Linked DNA regions of Mus musculus: region 1 is linked to region 2. A link is a contact called in ENCODE Hi-C or POLR2A ChIA-PET data. All regions are on one chromosome and are shown on one strand. Each heading gives the region's core, a stretch centred on a gene start or an enhancer-like site at or near the end of the contact. The rest is flanking DNA. Distances are from core to core; before and after follow the strand shown. Region 1 has its middle 21 kb from the start of Hhipl2. Region 2 holds the start of Taf1a (TATA-box binding protein associated factor, RNA polymerase I, A).

What was found. A loop is a pair of places that touch in the nucleus more often than their neighbours do. ChIA-PET counts read pairs that join two places held with the same protein, here RNA polymerase II (POLR2A).
Region 1: a loop to region 2 is called in a map of heart, with 7 times the contacts of the local background. The contact joins the enhancer-like site here to the promoter of Taf1a in region 2. A Hi-C loop is called at or near these places in 1 of 37 maps with a recorded cell type or tissue (heart). POLR2A ChIA-PET finds 5 or more read pairs at or near these places in 1 of 5 experiments (Patski).

What each region holds. Positions count from the first base shown.
Region 1 is chr1:183,437,706-183,442,209 of GRCm38, reverse strand. No RefSeq gene overlaps it. Among named protein-coding and RNA genes, the nearest start is that of Hhipl2, 21 kb to the right of the region's middle. Within about 2 kb of position 2,939, at least 1 of the 3 ENCODE cell types and tissues checked has a DNase peak (open chromatin) inside an H3K27ac peak, as active enhancers do.
Region 2 is chr1:183,386,101-183,390,583 of GRCm38, reverse strand. It overlaps Taf1a (TATA-box binding protein associated factor, RNA polymerase I, A), which reads right to left and starts at 1,599. Exons shown (of 11, transcript NM_001277959.1): 1 at 1,426-1,599.

The sequences.
Region 1 (4,504 bases), core at 1,690-4,189, 50 kb before region 2:
CTTACTCACCAGACTTTGCCTGGCAGTCTTGTGCTGTGCCCTTTTTATCTTTAATGTAAACAAGCGACGACTGTGTCACCAACAAGGAAGCTGGGCGAGTTCTTCACTTGCCAGCCCTGCCCCACCCTTTCTCCTTAGCAGCTGTTGCTTACAAATGATGAACTCAAGGCAGAGAAGCCGATGTGGTCTCCAGGTGTCCCCAGCACAGACACGGAGAGAGGTGGCCCTCTTGTCTTTATTTAGCCTTCCTGACCATGGTCTCTGAACTTGGAGTACAAGAATATTCTCCCAGTACTCTGCTCTTCACGTGCAAGAAAGAGGTAGAAGGTGTTTTCCACGGTAGCCTCTCAACACTTACTCAAAATAGAAGTCTTATTTCTAATAGATGCAGATGTCTCTCTTATGCTCAGGCTCACACCAGGGGCAGCTTATAAAAGCAGATACCATACAAGCTTATACACATATGCAGGAAGTGCTGCTGATTGGCTGATTTGGGTCAAAGCTCATTTTGGCTAACTATACAGAGCAGTTCTAACTAACCTCTGTTGTGCTCAGTTTCCAAGAGCAAAGAATTTAAGAGAATATGCAATCAACTTGCACATAAGGAAGTTTCCTTATAATACTAGTAACAGCGCAAAATGGCAGGCTAGCCACGTAAGAGTTACTTAGGCTTAACGTTATACCTAGGCCTTAACATTCCATCTAGCCCTTCAGTTCTACCTAGTCCTTATCAGTTCAAATGCATCCTCTGGTCTCCACATGTATGGCACTGCTATCAAAGGAAATTTAAAAAATACATGATCATGAGAGAAAAAACAAAAGAGAATAGATAGGCTTCTGGACAGGCGGCCTCTACAGCCCTTGCTGATGCTCTGTCGCTGCATGAAGCCCGAGCTGGTTCAGCACTGCCAGCTCCAGACTTCCAGTGCCTTACAGATATGTAGAGACTGAGATTTCTTGACCTTGGCACCACTGGGTCAAAGCGGTCTGTGTTACTGTGAAGCTGTCTGCTCACCACAAGCATCTAACAGTACCCCTATCTTTTGCTGAGGAAATGCCAGTCGCAACCCCAACCCCCGACTCCATCCTGTTACAACTATCAAAGTGTCTGCAGGTATTGCCATTGTTTCCCTGGGCTGGGAGGTGCAAAACCACCCCTGATTGAAAACCCTGGGTCTGGAGCTCAGGTTCCCAAGCTTGAATGTAAAATGATCCCCATAGTCTCGTGTATTTAAACGTTTGGTCCCAGTAGGTGGCGCTGTTTGGGGATATATATATATCAGGAGGATTCTGCATGGGTGAATAACGCTGCCCCCAGAAGACGTAAGTTATAAATAATGATCTCAGAGCCAGGCAGGCAATCCCTCCCTGTGAGTTATGGTTAAGGGGGCCCCCAGAGGCACCCGGCACAACACAGGCTGCTGCCATTGCTCTTGGTTGCCCTCCAGAACTAGATGGTGAGACCCCATTACCGAAGGTACCTCTCCCTTATGATGCACAACATAGAGAAACAACCCGAGCTGGCCAGGGAACTCTGCTGGCTTAGCTTACCCAGGCCAGAGGTCCTGTGCCAGTCTCTGGAGGAGAAAAGTCACCAGCAGTCTTACACAGCTGTGATCCTCACTGCACTGACCTGGTGGCTGGAAGTGCTCGCTGGAATTTAGAGACATGACAGCTAAGCAGGTAACCAACCGTTCTCAGGTCGGATGTGAGGCCTGCTCCACAGAAGGAAATTCATCCTTGACATCCTTGGTGCTGTAAACCCGGTCAAAAGCCCAAGACTGAGGCGATCACAGGCCTGTCTAGGGGTTGTGGGCTACCTGCTGCTGCTGTTGTTGATGATGGTGGTGGTGGTGGTGATGATGATGATGATGTTTTGGTTTGGCTTGGTTTGGCTTGGTTTGGTTTGGTTTGGTTTTTGCTTTTGTGCTAAGTGGTCATACTATCACACTACCTTCTAAATATGTATGTCTGTGCCCATAGATTCCTGCTTCCCTCACCTTTAGTCAGAGGAGCTTCCTTTGGCCGTGGGTCGTGGTTCATGTAAAGATTCATAACAGGTCAAAGTGCCAAGTATAAATAACTGGGCACTCGGCTACAGATGGATCATCCACACCAACCTCCCACAATCCAGTGCTCAGGGAACTTCACAGAAGGGGCAGATGGAATGTCAAAAGCTGGAGACTGGGGGTAGGGGGAGAGAAGGGGAGAGAATTGCGAAACACTCACTTTTTAGGCATGAAATGGCTGTTGCATGCATGGAATCACATTAGCTGTGGTTACCAGCACAAAATCGAGCCAGTCAAAATTACAGCATGGGCCCCACCACCACACAGGAGAAGCTATGAGGTAGCTGCCGAGGGACCAGGCCACTGAACGGTTGCTCATGCCCTAGTGGGTGGTCCACGTTCATGTGCGTATGGGCAGCACCTGTTGTGTTCAAGGGGTGATCGATAACAAAAAAAAGTAAAAGACGCGAAGGGGAAAGGAGAGGGATCGAGGCCCTAGAGAGAGCTAGAGGAGGCGGTAGGTGACTGGATATAATTTGGAACTCTCCAAGAATAAAAACATCACTTAAACAAGCAGAAAAGATGCAATGGGGAAAGGATTCCTAAGATGTTAGTGCCTGGGGATGCTTCCAAAGAAATGCACATGGATGCCAGGTATTTTAGAAGTGGCGCAGCAAGGGGCAGGGGAAATCCTGGAATATAACAAAAGCAAGAGGAAGGTGGATGGGGTTGGGGGCTTACTACTGAACCAGGTTTTTACTTGGTTCGCCAGAAATGGAGCTTTGAAGTTCCACCGTCTCTTTCTAAGGCAAAGCGCTCCTGGAAGCAAACTTGGCCTCTGGCAACCCGGAGGCGCCAGGCCTGCAGTTACGCGGGTCGGCCGGTGAGAGGCGCTGTGGTGCCACTCTAACCATGGCTGAGGACGAGGACCCGCTGAGCCTCCCACACTTGGCCTTGGGACTGTGGCCCGCTGGACCCGGACACCGCCCTGCGCTGTGGCCGACACGTGGCAGCCCCAGCTCGCCAGCCCAGTATGGCTCCAAAGTCCTGTCCTGCCAAGGGCAAGGGTGGAGGAGGGACTCCCAAAACGAAAGTTCCCGACTGCTTTCCTGGTTAGAGCCGTTCTCTGTTTTTTGTTTTGTTTTGTTTTTTTCTTGGATGCTAGAACACCCTCTGAGCTGGGACACTTGGGGTAGAGCGCCAAGAATCTTTTCTGAACTCATGAATTTTCCGGGCTAGGGATTTTTCACCCAGATCTCAGGGCCAGGGCTTGATAAAGGATACACAGACTGAAGGCCGTTTGAAGTATGACCTTACCGAATTAAGATGAGAACAACCATACCTCCACTTAGAAAACTCAGAACTAAAGAAGAGAAAGAATGTAAACTCTGTCATTAGGAAGACTTAACTGCTTACAGTGTTGGAACATGCTGGATGAAATAAAATGTATAATTATAATTAATTTCCCCTCTTTGCTAGTGTGGTTTTAGCTTATCAGAGTATAATGCTATCCAAGGTGTCTCAGGAGCTCTGTGTACCCATTTACCAAAAGGGAAAGAGGATAAAGAAAGTTCCCAAGAAAGCTTTAATGCGTTTCAGGAGCCACCACAATCGCGCACAAGGCTGTAACCGAGACCCCCGGGCCCACGCTGTGTGTCAACCGACCTTGCTCTAAGCGTCCAGCCTCCTCTAACACCCATGCTTTAATCTGTGTTAAAAGCGTCTTCATAATAAACCCCAGCTCTGCTCCTTAGTGTCCTCTCCTAAAGTGGTTCTCTGCACCACAGCCAAGCACTCTGGCTTCATCCGAGATGTCTCCAGCCAGAACTCGGACCACCTTATCATTCTCCGGTCGCTGCTACCCCGGCCCCCAGCCCCGTCCCCACCAGCTGGTCCTTGTTTTTTGTTTTCTTTCCCTCCTGAGCCTTTCAACTCCATAAATTTTGAGGAAACGGAACACACGTTGGCCTCACTGTGCCCTTCCGTGAAAGCTCGCTGGGTGACTATCCATGATTAGTTCGGCAAGAACTCTGGGCCAGGGAAACTCTCCGCCCCTCCCCACGCCCGCCCAGCTTCCCAGAATTTCAGAGAATCCTTTCACCTCTGTTCCCTAGACCCACCCACCATCGTCCCATTCGAACAGAGTTCAGAATAGAGCTGAAAAAATAACTCTCCACGTTCTGCTCTTGTAAATGCCCCCAGAATCCCCCTTCAGTTCTCAGCACCCGGAATCCTGAGTCCCGTGGTTCCGACACCCTCTTCTGGCCTCCGTAGACATCTGAAAAGTAAGAAGTCTGAGATCTCAGAGCTACAGCCTGGAGTTTATTTCTAACCTGCAGAGTACTTGCGAGAACTGTTAATAAGGAAAGGGGTGCGGGTGAACCTAGGAGAGGGGGAGGGGTGGATGAACAAGACCTGAAAATGGAGTTCGAGAAGAGATGGGTAATACTGCGAATCTTCCATAAAGATAGAAGAGCACGAAGCGAAGAGGCTCA
Region 2 (4,483 bases), core at 350-2,849:
TACACAGCAGTGTGCATAAATGTGGCAAACACTCATACACAGAAGATAAAAGTAAAATAAAAATCGTTTTTAAAAAAATACAGTACAGCTATGTATCAAGTACATACAGAAACGAAACATCCTTAATTGCAAAGTAAAAAACTCGAGCTACAGAAAGAAGCTTAAGAATATATAACACACGGGGCTGGTGAGATGGCTCAGTGGGTAAGAGCACCCGACTGCTCTTCCGAAGGTCCGGAGTTCAAATCCCAGCAACCACATGGTGGCTCACAACCATCTGTAACAAGATCTGACGCCCTCTTCTGGAGTGTCTGAAGACAGCTACAGTGTACTTACATATAATAAATAAATAAATCTTAAAAAAAAAAAAAGAATATATAACACGCACGTACAGTAGCAGCAGTTGCTAGTATGTATTCGGAACTTAACCACATAAATAGCCCATAAGTTATCTAAGATAATCATAGCAGCAACCGTATTTCCTTCCAAGTTAGGACTGAGAAACGGTGAAGACAAAAGTCTGGGAAACACAAAGCACACAGACGAGCCGGTATGACAAAAAACGTAAGGGGGTCGGCAGCGGCCCATGGCAAAGAAATGACTCGACAAAAGCAGCTACATGCCACTGGACATGGATTTAAATGTCAAAATGCTCAAGACCCTTGTTCTGCGTATCCATCAAATACTGAAGCTACGAATTCCACTGAACGCGTCCCTCCCTTCTGCAATCCCACAGCATCACCCTAGTTCGGTACCCTCACCCTTATCAACTGGCGTTGCTTTCTTTGTTTTCTGCGGTGCTAGAGATCGAACCTGAAGCCTGCTGACAAACGATTTCTTTCTTTTCTTTTTGGGGGTGTTTTGTTTTGTTTTTTTCCGAGACAGGGTTTCTCTGTGTAGCCCTGGCTGTCCTGGAACTCACTCTGTAGACAGGCTGGCCTCGAACTCAGGAATCCGCCTGCCTCTGCCTCCCAAGTACTGGGATTAAAGGCGTGCGCAACCACCGCCCGGTACGATTTCTTTTTTTAATATTACACTTTGTTTATTGTCGGAAGAAGCCACGGCGCACGCGTGGAGGTCAGAGAATCATCTAGAGGGGTCCTTCAACTGTGTAGATCCGGGGATCGAACTCACCCGGCTTGACAGTAATTGCCACTACCTGCTGACCCATCTCCCAAAGAGTTGGCCAGCCTCAAATTTTGTTTCTCCGCCTTAAATCCAGATTAGGCCTTTAAAAAAAATCAATCTCAGCCGTTCCGCGAAAAAGTTTGAAATAGCACCTGAATTAGAAATCGACCTTACCACACACGGTAAGGAGACAACGCAAATCCTTCCTTGGCCCTCAAAGACTCAAACTGGCCTGGGGAAGGTTGGCGTGGTGGCTGTTGCCACGGTAACCAAAAGTTCACGATCTCTGTAACTTACGGTCTCAGAGCCCAGGAGCACAAAGTCAAGAGGAAACCGCAGAAGGAACAAGCAGGAGGCTCACACACCTTTTCCTGTTTCACTGAAAGCGCAAGGCGTACGGAGCCCGCGAGCCGCTAAATCCAAGCTCCAGAGTCGCCCGACTCCACGTTGTTCGCCGCCCCGGAAAACCCTGTCCGGAAGCAGTTAACGAGCGCTTCCTGGGAGCTTGCGCAGAACCAGCCTGGTGGGCATTCAGGTAGTGCGCATGCGTGGCCACGCCCCCACAGGAGCGTTACCTGTGGGAAAGATGCAGAGCCTATCCAGCTCTGAAGAGGCTTCCGGACGAGGCCCGGAAGTGGATGTTGACTTCCGCCTCCCCATTGGTTTGGCCCAGATTGACAATTTAGCCTGAGCCTTAACGAAATTGGAAGATTTCCATCGCAAAGTCGAGTGTGACAAGGGAACGCATAGCCGATCCCAGTTGCTGCTAGCATCTGATTTAAGTGACTTCCTGCCTCACAGTTTGAGCAAGAATCTTTTTCCTTTTCAACGTGGATTGTTGTAGGGATGGGTCTGGATCCCACTTTCATGAGAGACATTCACAGCCATGTGTTAATTCTGGAGGTAGATAGTGGAATTGTTAAGCCTTTGAAAAGGACCATGGAGAATGGCAGATGTATTTTCAAGGGCTGATCCGTTAAATGAACAGACTGGCACCAGTGGTGAAAACACGCATTAATGAGTAAAAGCTACAGGAAGACAACTTTAAAGTTATTGGAACTAAAATAAAAAAGAACGTACTGAAGGCTGCATAAGTGATGGCATGGACTCCTCTGGAACTTTGAATTTACTGCTCGAGAACAGAATCCGAGTATCATAGAAACCTAAGGGTCTATAAAAAGACTTTGTATGAAGAGTTGTTTTTTTTTTTTTAATGCGATGGGTATTTTATTCCGTGTTTTCTATGTAAACAGTATGCAGTGCTCATAGGCACTAGAGAAAAGTTATTTATACAGTTCTTTGTGTCTTTGCCCTTACTGTTTCTTTTTGTTGCTGAGTTTTTGTTTTGTTTTATTTTTGTTTCTAAGACCATGTTTCAGCATTGCCCTAGCTGTCCTAGAACTTAGTCTGTAGACCAGGATGGCCTCAACCCAGAAATCAGTCTGGCTTCCAAGTGCTGGGATTAAAGGCATGTGCCTCTATGCCTGGGCCTTTAAACCTATACTCCTAACTACAGGCAAAGCTAAACTATGTGACAAAGGAGGGGCAGTCACACACACACACACCAAGATAATGATTAGCTTGTCATCTGGAATCTTGATTTATCAAAATGACTCAGCTGATTTTGGTCATGCTCATAAAAATGGGGGAAAATACTAGCAGTAGTGGTGCGTGCCTTTAATCCCAACACTCAGGAGGGAGGGAGGCAGGCAGATTTCTGAGTTCGAGGCCAGCCTGGTCCACAGAGGGAGTTCCAGGACAGCCAGGGCTACACAGAGAAACCCTGTCTCAAAAAAGGGGTGGGAGGATGTTGTGATGTTGAAAGATCCTGGCAGAATGTAAAAGGTCACAGAAGCCCTGAAATTGGCAAAATAGATTCATTGTTAGCAGAACTAGCTTCACTGGTTTAGAAAAATAGAGGTACACAATGCTCTGGCCACTCCTAGAACCCATGTGTCTGCCAATGTTCTGACCGTTCCTTGAACCCATGTGTGTGCCCACTGATGAAGCCCATTGCCAGGTGTTTGTGATATTGGTTGCTGAGGAAGAGTCGGAAAATCTCCACAGCAACCACAGCTGGGGCCAATCCAGGGTTGCTGCACCTGCAGCAGACTCTTTCCTTGTACCCCTCCCATACCCATTTCTTGAGAATAGACATTGTTTAGATTGGGTAATCCCCTACTCCCTCCTTCTCCTTTCCCCCCTAAGGGCCTATAAAAACTGGTACCCCTTTCCCCTTGGGGTCGACTCCTCTTCCCCTACGTGGGATATGAGTCGTCCCCAGAGCTCTGGCTTTCCCCCAAATAAAGCCTCATGTGGTTTGCATCAAGCTTTGTCTCTCGTGAGTTCTTGGGGGTCTGCTATTATCCTGAGACTTGAGTGAGGGTCTCCCTTCAGAGGTCTTTCAATGTCAAAGTTTTCAAACATCTCTTCATCATCCATTCTCTCTCTAGTCCTTACATACCATTTCCGGTTCAGACCACTTCAGTTCAGACCACTTCCTGTTCCCACAGCACAGTCCTAGATGATAATGTCTGGAGAAGGGGTCTGCACAGCAGCTTTCTACAGCAGCTTTCTAGACTCCAATCTTAAAGAATGTGTATTACAACGGGGAGGAAAGTACAACTGCTTTTCACTAAAGTCATGGTGATGAACTACATCTTCTGGAAGCTTTGAAAGTGTCTCAGAAAATATTATTCCTATGAACCTTTCCTGGATTAAAAAATGAGCTTCATTCAACCAAGCAATTGAAAATGTCACAAATAACTTTCACTCCATCACAAAAAATGTGGCAAAAAATAAAAGCATAAAGTCAGAGCCAACTTGCATGGCAGTTTAGAGAAGACCTTTATCCAACTACAACTTTCCTGAAGTATATGGGTTAGGCTCCTACCCTAGGCTGAGACTTGGGGAAAAACTGCTTTAGAAGGCATGACTTCACCTTTTCCCTCCTTGTTTGGTACCCTGAGCCACCATGGAAAGAAACCCAGGCTAGCCATCTTGAGAGAGAGAGGCCAGATGTATAAAGAGCTCCTGGCATATTAGCACCATACGCAAAGTGCAGGGCCTTGGTTCCCAACACATGAAGAAGATAAAAAGGTGGTCCTCTCAGATCTTAGAGCAGTCATTGGCTGAATGCAGCTATGTGAGAGGTTCCAGTTGACCAGAAGTGTATCAAAGTCAAGCTAAGCCCTGCACAAACTCCCAGCTCAAACTGTGCATGATGAATGGCAGTTATCTTTAGGCAGTAAGTTTGTCTGATTTACTAAGAAGATATGACATAAGTGTCACTCTACCCATGCTAGCCCTGGGTTTTAAGATGCCTTACACATTTGGCTTTTATTGTTAAGGAGGA